Linked DNA regions of Homo sapiens: all the other regions are linked to region 2. Evidence: chromatin contacts called from ENCODE POLR2A ChIA-PET data. All regions are on one chromosome and are shown on one strand. Each heading gives the region's core, a stretch centred on a gene start or an enhancer-like site at or near the end of the contact. The rest is flanking DNA. Distances are from core to core; before and after follow the strand shown. Region 1 overlaps PTK7 (protein tyrosine kinase 7 (inactive)). Region 2 holds the start of TJAP1 (tight junction associated protein 1). Region 3 overlaps PTK7 (protein tyrosine kinase 7 (inactive)).

What was found. ChIA-PET counts read pairs that join two places held with the same protein, here RNA polymerase II (POLR2A).
Region 1: POLR2A ChIA-PET joins it to region 2 with 10 read pairs in activated CD4-positive, alpha-beta T cell. The contact joins the enhancer-like site here to the promoter of TJAP1 in region 2. POLR2A ChIA-PET finds 5 or more read pairs at or near these places in 7 of 52 experiments (AG04449, HEK293, K562 and 4 more).
Region 3: POLR2A ChIA-PET joins it to region 2 with 11 read pairs in SK-N-SH. The contact joins the enhancer-like site here to the promoter of TJAP1 in region 2. POLR2A ChIA-PET finds 5 or more read pairs at or near these places in 2 of 52 experiments (SK-N-SH and endothelial cell of umbilical vein).

Annotation. Positions count from the first base shown.
Region 1 is chr6:43,095,514-43,098,259 of GRCh38, forward strand. The region is part of intron 1 of PTK7 (protein tyrosine kinase 7 (inactive)); the gene reads left to right. Among named protein-coding and RNA genes, the nearest start is that of PTK7, 21 kb to the left of the region's middle. RefSeq lists enhancers at 446-545, 1,016-1,085, 1,126-1,215. Within about 2 kb of position 1,263, at least 15 of the 41 ENCODE cell types and tissues checked have a DNase peak (open chromatin) inside an H3K27ac peak, as active enhancers do.
Region 2 is chr6:43,476,319-43,479,018 of GRCh38, forward strand. TJAP1 (tight junction associated protein 1) reads left to right here and starts at 1,252. Exons shown (of 11, transcript NM_001350562.2): 1 at 1,252-1,310; 2 at 1,769-1,914. RefSeq lists an enhancer at 1,602-2,395.
Region 3 is chr6:43,149,201-43,151,900 of GRCh38, forward strand. All of the region lies in intron 17 of PTK7 (protein tyrosine kinase 7 (inactive)), which reads left to right. Among named protein-coding and RNA genes, the nearest start is that of SRF, 21 kb to the right of the region's middle. Within about 2 kb of position 1,316, at least 5 of the 41 ENCODE cell types and tissues checked have a DNase peak (open chromatin) inside an H3K27ac peak, as active enhancers do.

The DNA.
Region 1 (2,746 bases), core at 13-2,512, 380 kb before region 2:
CTGCGTTGTCACTGAGGCCCAGGAAGGAAAGGGGCCAATTTATGGAAGGCAAGAACTTAAGAGTCCCAGGGGCTAGGAGACTCAGCCCCTCGATTAAGGAATGCTCTTCTCCGCTTCGGTTGGCTTCCTATGAGAGTGTTTTGAAGAATAAGGTATTGTATAATAGATGGTGTGCCTTAAATGATGGGGAAGAACAGCATTGAAATGTTCTTCCTGATTGTTTTAAGAAAATTGCAGTGCTCTTTTTCTAAAAGATGGATGTACAGCTAAGGGCATTTTTGATGCAATACAACTTATTTTTGGAGGCCCTCTAAGATACAATGAGAAACTTTTTTCTGTTGGGGAGACTGATCTTGTCTTCATTGTCCTGTGAGGGTTGAAAGGGACCATGGTTTCTTTTAAACCAAGTCAACAAATACTTCAAAGCCCTTTTTATATCTAATGCAGCTACACAGATATGTGTAAGCTCTCAGTAGTCCTGAGTTCAGCCAGTTGCCTAGTTTGGGTCTAATGCCCTCCGATTCCATATTTGTATCCACAACCAAGAAAGCCTAGAGAGAGCCTGCATGGACCTCTGTGGGTCTCCCGCCAGCGGCTGGCCTCTCGGGTGAAGATGTGGCAGCTGAATTAACAGCTGCCTGTTCTGGGCCAGGCCTGCTATCTCAGCCTCGGGGAGAGGTGTTGATCAGGCTGACAGGGCAAGAAATCCCCCTGAGCCTCAGGTTGGAGAGAAATTAGTTAAAAGTTGCTCTCAGACTCCTGAAAAACTGCTTTCAGTTTTTGCTGCCAAAACAGAACTTCGAAAACGGTGTAAATTGGGTTCTTCACACTGTCTCCGTTTTTGTCACTTCCTTGCAGTTGGTGAAGGAGGACCGGGATCCAAGGGAGCTTTGCGGGTTCTCTTTCTGAGTTCCTCTGGAACCTGGCCTCAGGTGAAGGGGAGGTGGGGGTGGGTGGTGACCGGACAAGCCTTTGAGGTGCCTGGAACTAAGCCCCATTCCTTAGATCAAATAAATACCTTTTGTTTTTCCTGCTCACACTTTCCTCTGCCCTGGAGCCAGAGTCATAAAGAGGTGGAGATGTGAAGGTCTGCACCTGGTCGCTGGGGTGGTAGGTGGGATGGAGAGCTTCCCTTGTGCTCTGCACTTCCTGCCTTTTGCTGCTGCCCTGGGTGTGCAGGGGTCTGCCTGGGCTAGCCTGGGCACCTGCGGCTGTGCTGGGCCAGCCTGCCTGCCTGTCCGGTAGGGCCCTGCCTGAGCTGGGCTGTCAGCAAGCTGGTGAAACCGGCTGCACAAAGACGGATTTCACTTCAGGCTAAGTGTTTTGTTGCTGAATCATTTGCATTCATTAAAAGTAGTGAAGGGTGAGTGATATTTAAGGCAACATGACCAGTTTGCTGGGGGCCTGGAGGCCGCTGCCTTAGAACCTCATTAAGAATTCTTGGGGCCGTGGAGAGCAAGGGAGCAGCTCATTCAAAGCTTGCTTAACTTTTGACTGCCTTGGGCATAGGCCAGCTACTAAAATATGAAAAATGTTTGCCCAGCAGCCCCCAGAGCTTGGCCAGACTGCCCTGGCCAAAGAAAACACACACTTACAATTCATTATTTAGCCTCCTCCTGCGCGGTTGCTTGCATTTCTTCCTCTCCAGGGACCTTGCTGAGTTGGGGGCACCAGGTTGGGTGGGGGGCAGGAAGGCCCCTGCATCTTTTAAAGGGAAGCTAAACCTGAAGCCGGTGCTGTCTGTACTCCCTCACCCCATCCTGCCCCCACTTCCCTGGTTTATTTCACCAGTGCCCTACTGGTGGACTTCAGGTTTGTTTCAGAGGGTTTCCTATTTTAAACAATGCCACCACAAATATCCTTGTACCTGTCTTTGTCCTTGTGCTTGTATATCTGTAGGACAAATTCCTGGAAGTGGAGTTGCTCTGTCAAAGGATATGAACGTGTCAAAATTACATAGACGATTTTGTATTTGTTATTTTTGTGGAGAGGGAGATTATAGCTTTCATCAGATTCTTAACAGGTCTATGACCAAAAAAGTTTCTGAATCACTGCTCTGCAGTGGGCCTGTGAAATTTGCACAGGATAATCTATAAATATTGGTAAACATAGTTCAAATGCGGGGCATTGCTGGGTTGACCAGATAATTTGTCATCCAAACATCCCCACCTCCATGATTACTAAATATGCCGAGATGGCCAGATAACCCAGGGTTGTTCAGGTAACTGGCAGTGTGGGAGCCCAGTGCCCACTGGAAATCTTATCCCTGATCTCTGAGACTGTGTTCTCTGTTCACCACCAGTTAGCGCTGAATTAGCTGCTGCTTTCTGTTTTCCATTTTATCAGGTATGTTCTTTTTGTTGCCTACAACTCGATGGTAAGGTTGATCCAGTGGGTCAAAGTCTTGTCCTTGGTTTTCCCACACAGCCTAACCCTGCCTCAGCTGCCCAGTGGTAGCTCAAGACGTTTTTGGATTCCAAAGACCAGAATTCAGTTGAACTTTTCTGAACTGTGTTTATTCATCTGTAGAATGGAAATGATAATATCCGCCTCATGGGTTACGGTGAGGGGGTGAGGGTCTAGTGAGGTGTGTGTTGCAAGGGTTGCTGTTGTGGGAAGTGAGCTTGAGAGACATTCAGCATGAGCCCCCAACTCCTCCTCAACATGGACTTTGGGGGCCCTTAAGGCACTGCTTGCTGCCTAGCTTTGTTTATTCTTCTTCTCCATTGGTTAGTATGCCCTTCAC
Region 2 (2,700 bases), core at 2-2,501:
ACACAGGAAACTGAGGTGGGAGAATCACTTGAACCCGGGAGGCGGAGGTTGCAGTGAGCCGAGATCGCACCACTACACTCCAGCCTGGGCAACAGAGTGAGACCCTGTCTCAAAAATTAATTAATTAATTAAACAAACAGAATAAAAAAAATCTATTGAATACCTACTATGCCAGGCATTGTTTTAGACACTGGGGATACTGTGATGAGCAAGAAAACATCCCAGACCTCTGGAGTTTGCTTTGTAGTGGGGAGATGATCAATAAACAATAAATATTTAATATAATGTCAGATAATGATAAGTACTATGAATGAAAACATTAAAGCAGGGTAAAGGAGAATAGGGATGCTGATTTAGATTGAGTGGCCAAGGAAGGCTTCTCTAAAGTGATGACACTTGAGCAAAGACACAAATGAGAGTCAATATTTGGAGGAAGAACATTCCAGGTATGGGGAATAGCAAATTTAGAGACCCTGAGGCAGAAATATGCTTAATGCATTGGAGGAAAACATGCCATTTATTCATTAGGCAATTATTGTGTGCCAAGCACCTGCTAGGGAGTATGAAGATGCAATCAAACATAGTTTTTGCCCTGAAGAAGCAGCAGGGCAAAAGTGGTATAACATGTAAATAAATAATTACACTGCACGGGACAGCTACAGTAAAGCTATGTACAAGTTGCTAGTGATGCCCAGCAAAAGGAGCACTAAAGGGAAATCTTTCTGGGGGAGGTGACATTTTAGCTGATGGTTTGAAGGAATAGGAGGAATTGATGATGCAAAGGAGGAGGAGAGAGATTAGACATCTTAAGGCCCGATGTCCTGAAAACAAAGGACAATTTGGGAACCTGAAGTTCCCAGGAGAGGCAAAAAATGAGGCTGATGAAGGTGGAAGAGCCTGGATCATGCGGATCTTTGAATGCCAAACTGAAAAGCTGGTTTTATTCTCTGGATGACGGGGAACCAGTAGCACGATTCTCTCTCCCACTGTATCTTTGAGATGTGTTCCCCTATTCTTTTTTTTTTTTTTTTTCTTTCAGTACTGGATTCTTTCCCCGCTTCCCGCTATTGCCCTGCTCCTGACACCTCCTTCCTTCTGTGGCCAGTCCTCCAATCCCTGCTTTCAGGAGAGCCCCATTTTTCACCATCACCTACCTAGTGTCCCACCTCCCCAACCCGAGGCCCCGCCCCCATGGCCCCGCCTCAGATGACGCGACACGCCAAGTGCGTGGGGATTCCCGCGGCCCTGGCCACTACCCGGCCTGCCCCGCGGCAAGATGGCGGCCTGAACGCAGCTGGCAGCGGCGGAAAGTTTGTTGTGGGGTTGGAGTAGTCGGGCGGGGAAGCCAGAGTTGGGGAGGATTGCGGGGGCCCTAGCCTGTAGTAGGGGCGAAGGGGGTACTGGCTCCAGGGTTGAAAAGAGGAGATGGAATGGAGTAAGGTCCGAGGCGGAGAGGAAAAAAAGGAGCTGGGGCGGACCGGGGCCCTAGGGTCCAGTGGCAGCCCTAGGGGAGGGGGATTTGGGGGCGGGGCAGCCAGAAGTAGGTGTTGTGCAGGCCCTGGAGAAGCAGAGTCACAAGTTGGAGGAAAATTTCTTAGCCGCGAATAAAGAAGCCTGGAGCGTGGGATAGAGGCCCGACTGTATCTGGCCGGCCAGAGGGGAAAGGGATCTTTCTAGTAGAGTGGGATAGTGAGGAAGAGAGATCTGGAGGATGCCGGGCAGATCTGCTAAGGAGGGAACTAAAGCCAGTCAAATGACCCTCTTCTAGGCTTAGATCAGCCTTTCCACAGCTGTTAGCAGCATCTGCCCCAATTTCAGCTGAAGATTCAGGTGCCCCAGGGACTGGAAGAAATTACAGTGCCTACTTGGAAAGAAGAAGAGATAGCGACTTGCCCCAGTCCAACCCCAGAGCGGGTAAGGTGGCTTCCAGTGACAGGTTTCTGGCTGGCATGCTCCCTGGGAGGAGGATGCATGGGCTTAGAGTGATGCCAAGAAACATTTGGTCTGAAAAGGGCTCACTTTTATAGAGTTTGTCCTTTGTCTGAGGTCCTTAAGTTAGTGTTTGGCGTAGATTGCAGGCTGACTTTTGAGAGTTGGTGTAGAATTAAGCCTTGTGTGCCTTCACCTATGCAAGTAAACCTGGACAGAGGCCTAGAGACCAGGCCGAAGGATGTTAACACATCCCTGTCACAAGCAGTTTCCTACATGCTCATTGTTTCTGCTTCAATATCCCCATCACTTCTTCACTTTGGCGTCCTGCCTGGAAGTGGAGATTTGTGGGTGACAGATGGTGGGGAGTCACGAGAAAACAAATTCTGATCGTGTTCACTGACCATTTAGGTACCTGCTGTCACTGACTCCTGAATTCATTCTCGCTGTGTGTCTACTTTTGCTTTTTTGGTAAGAAGGGCTCATTAGTGTTCCTCTGGGGATGTGGATTTTGGTGGGGGTATCAGAGGTGAGGGAAAGGCAGGTTGGGATTAGAGAGAAAAAATGTAGATCAGTTTCTGGTAAGAGATCAAGTGGACTGATGTAAAGCTCTGGGAATGTTTAGCACCGCACTGCCTATCCTTGAGACCCCTAATATTTGAGAGCTACTTTACAGTTGGACAAGTGTGGTGATGCAAAGAAAGGATCATGGAACTTGCTCTTTTCTTTTCTGGTAGTTTTTTTCTCTCCTTTGTAATCTTCCCATCAAAC
Region 3 (2,700 bases), core at 66-2,565, 330 kb before region 2:
ATCTCTACTAAAAATACAAAAAGTACCTGGGCATGGTGTCACGTGCATATAATTCCAGCTACTCGGGAGGCTGAGGCAGGAGAATCGCTTGAGCCTGGGAGGCAGAGGTTGCAGTGAGCTGAGATCTTGCCACTGCACTCCAGCCTGGGCAACAGGAGTCAAACCCTGTCTCAAAAGAAAAAAAAAAGATTTCTGGACCATGACTCAGAATGAGGGAATTAGAGTATTTGAGAGTGAGGTCTAAAGATGTGAATTTTTCAAACAAGCTCTCCAGCTGATTCCTAAGCTCATTAAAGTTCAAGGAGCCCTGGTGGAGACTAGTAGCTTTGAAATGCTTTTTGATTATAATCCCTTTTAGGAAATGCATTTTAAGCTGGTGCAGCAGTATGTGCCTGTAATCCCAGCTACTTGGAAGGCTGAGGCCAGAGGATCCCTTGGGCCCAGGAGTGAGGCCAGCCTGAGTGACATAGCAAGACCTGCATCACTTAGCAACAACAAAAAAGAAATGCATTTTACTCATGATCTGGTGTGCAGGCTCATATAACTAAAATTAAACTTTCACAATGTTGTGTTTGATGCACTTGATGTTTTCTATCCTGTCCTCTTTTTATTTATTTTTATTTTTTGTAGAAATGGGGGTCTCGCCATGTTGTCCAGGCTGGTCTTGAACTTAAGTATTCTAGGGAGGTGGAGTGGTAGGCAGGGTGTTCCCTGGCCAGCTAGAGTTGGCACCAAAGTGCCATATTGGGTGTGAGTGGGCTGAGGGGAGCCTCAGGAGGATTTTAAGAGAGCAGTGAGTTAGTGACAGAAATCAAAGACATGGGTCCTGGGTGTTGGCATAATGGTAGGTAATGCCTTTTAGAGTAGCTGATAAGATGATATCAGAGAGCTGTAATCTGTGATTGCTTCATGGATCACTTGTGAACTAATGATGTGATGAGAAGCAGGATCAGCTTAGCACACCTGGTGGACCATGCTTTATGCAGTCAGATGCCGTGGCAGGAAACAGAAGGCCTCTTGTGAGATCTCATAGCATCACAGTGGGTTAGCCAGAACATGGGCAAACCCCTGGGGTGTTAAAATTGGAAAGGAAGGAGTGGGTCTGATCTTTACCAAAGAACGGGTCTTTTATAACAGTATTTGAGAATTACTCCAGTGGCTATCTGATGGCATCTTGCCCAGCATAAAGGAAACACCGAATTGGCTTGAGTCTAACAGAATTCCCTTTTACTGCCCTTGCTTTCCGGAAGCACCACCTCTCTGGAAAGATAGCAAGTCAGTTACCATGCCAAGTCCACCTTCTTCTGTTTACCTTGACTAGCAGCAGATTGTTTAACTTGTGAGCCAGATCAGAGAGAGCAGGCCAAGGGGACTCACAAGTCTGATGAGGGCACGTTACCAAAACCTTTGCCTGCCGCTTACAGAGAATCAAGCAAGGTTGGACAATGCCCTGGGATTTTGAAGCCTGAAGTGGAGTTGGCTCTGTTTATGATGGCCACTGAAGCAGCCTGGCCCCTTTACCACCAGTGCACCTGAGGCATTCTGAGGACGGTGCTGCAGGGGTTATTTTAGGGATGTAGACTCAGCTTTTTTTTTTTTTTTTTTTTTTTTTTTTTCCCGAGACAGAGTCTCGCTCTGTCTCTGTCACTCAGGCTGGGTTGCAGTGGCACCATCTCGGCTCACTGCAGCCTCCGCCTCCCAAGTAGCTGGGATCGCTCTTCAAGCGATTCTCCTGCCTTAGCCTCCCGAGTAGCTGGGATTACAGGAGCCCGCCACCACACCCAACTAATTTTTGTATTTTTAGCAGGGATGAGGTTTCACCATATTGGCCAGGCTGGTCTTGAACTCCTGACCTTGTGATCCACCCACCTTGGTCTCCCAGAGTGCTGGGAATATAGGTGTGAGCCACTGTGCCCAGCCAGACTCTGCTTTTTCATGGAAACCCCAGTGTACTTCCCTGTACCCAGAGAAGAGAGGCCCAGTAATCCTGACATGCCATCCACCTGCCTTCTTTTTTTTTTTTTTCTTGAGACCGAGTCTCGCTCTGTCGCCCAAGCTGGAGTGCAGTGGCAGTGATCTCTGCTCACTGCAAGCTCCGCCTCCCGGGTTCACGCCATTCTCCTGCCTCAGCCTCCCGAGTAGCTGGGACCACAGGCGCCCACTACCACGCCCGGCCAATTTTTTTGTATTTTTAGTAGAGGTGGGGTTTCACCGTGTTAGCCAAGATGGTCTCAATCTCCTGTCCTCGTGATCCGCCCGCCTCAGCCTCCCAAAGTGCTGGGATTACAGGCGTGAGGCACCGCGCCCAAGCCCCGTTTTTTTGTTTGTTTTTTGTTTTTTTTTTTTTTCGGAGACGGAGTCTCACTCCGTCGCCAGGCTGGAGTGTGGTGGCGCGATCTCGGCTCACTGCAAGCTCCGCCTCCCGGGTTGACGCCATTATCCTGCCTCAGCCTCCCGAGTAGAGTAGCTGGGACTACAGGCGCCCGCCACCATGCCCGGCTAATTTTTTTGTATTTTTAGTGGAGACGGGGTTTGACCAAGTTGGCCAGGATGGACACAATCTCCTGACCTCGTGATCCGCCCGCCTCGGCCTCCCAAAGTGCTGGGATTACAGGCGTGAGCCACCGCGCCCAGCCCCCCCGCCCCCCGCCTTTTTTTTTATTTGAGGCAGTCTCGCTCTGTCGCCCAGGCTGGAGTGCA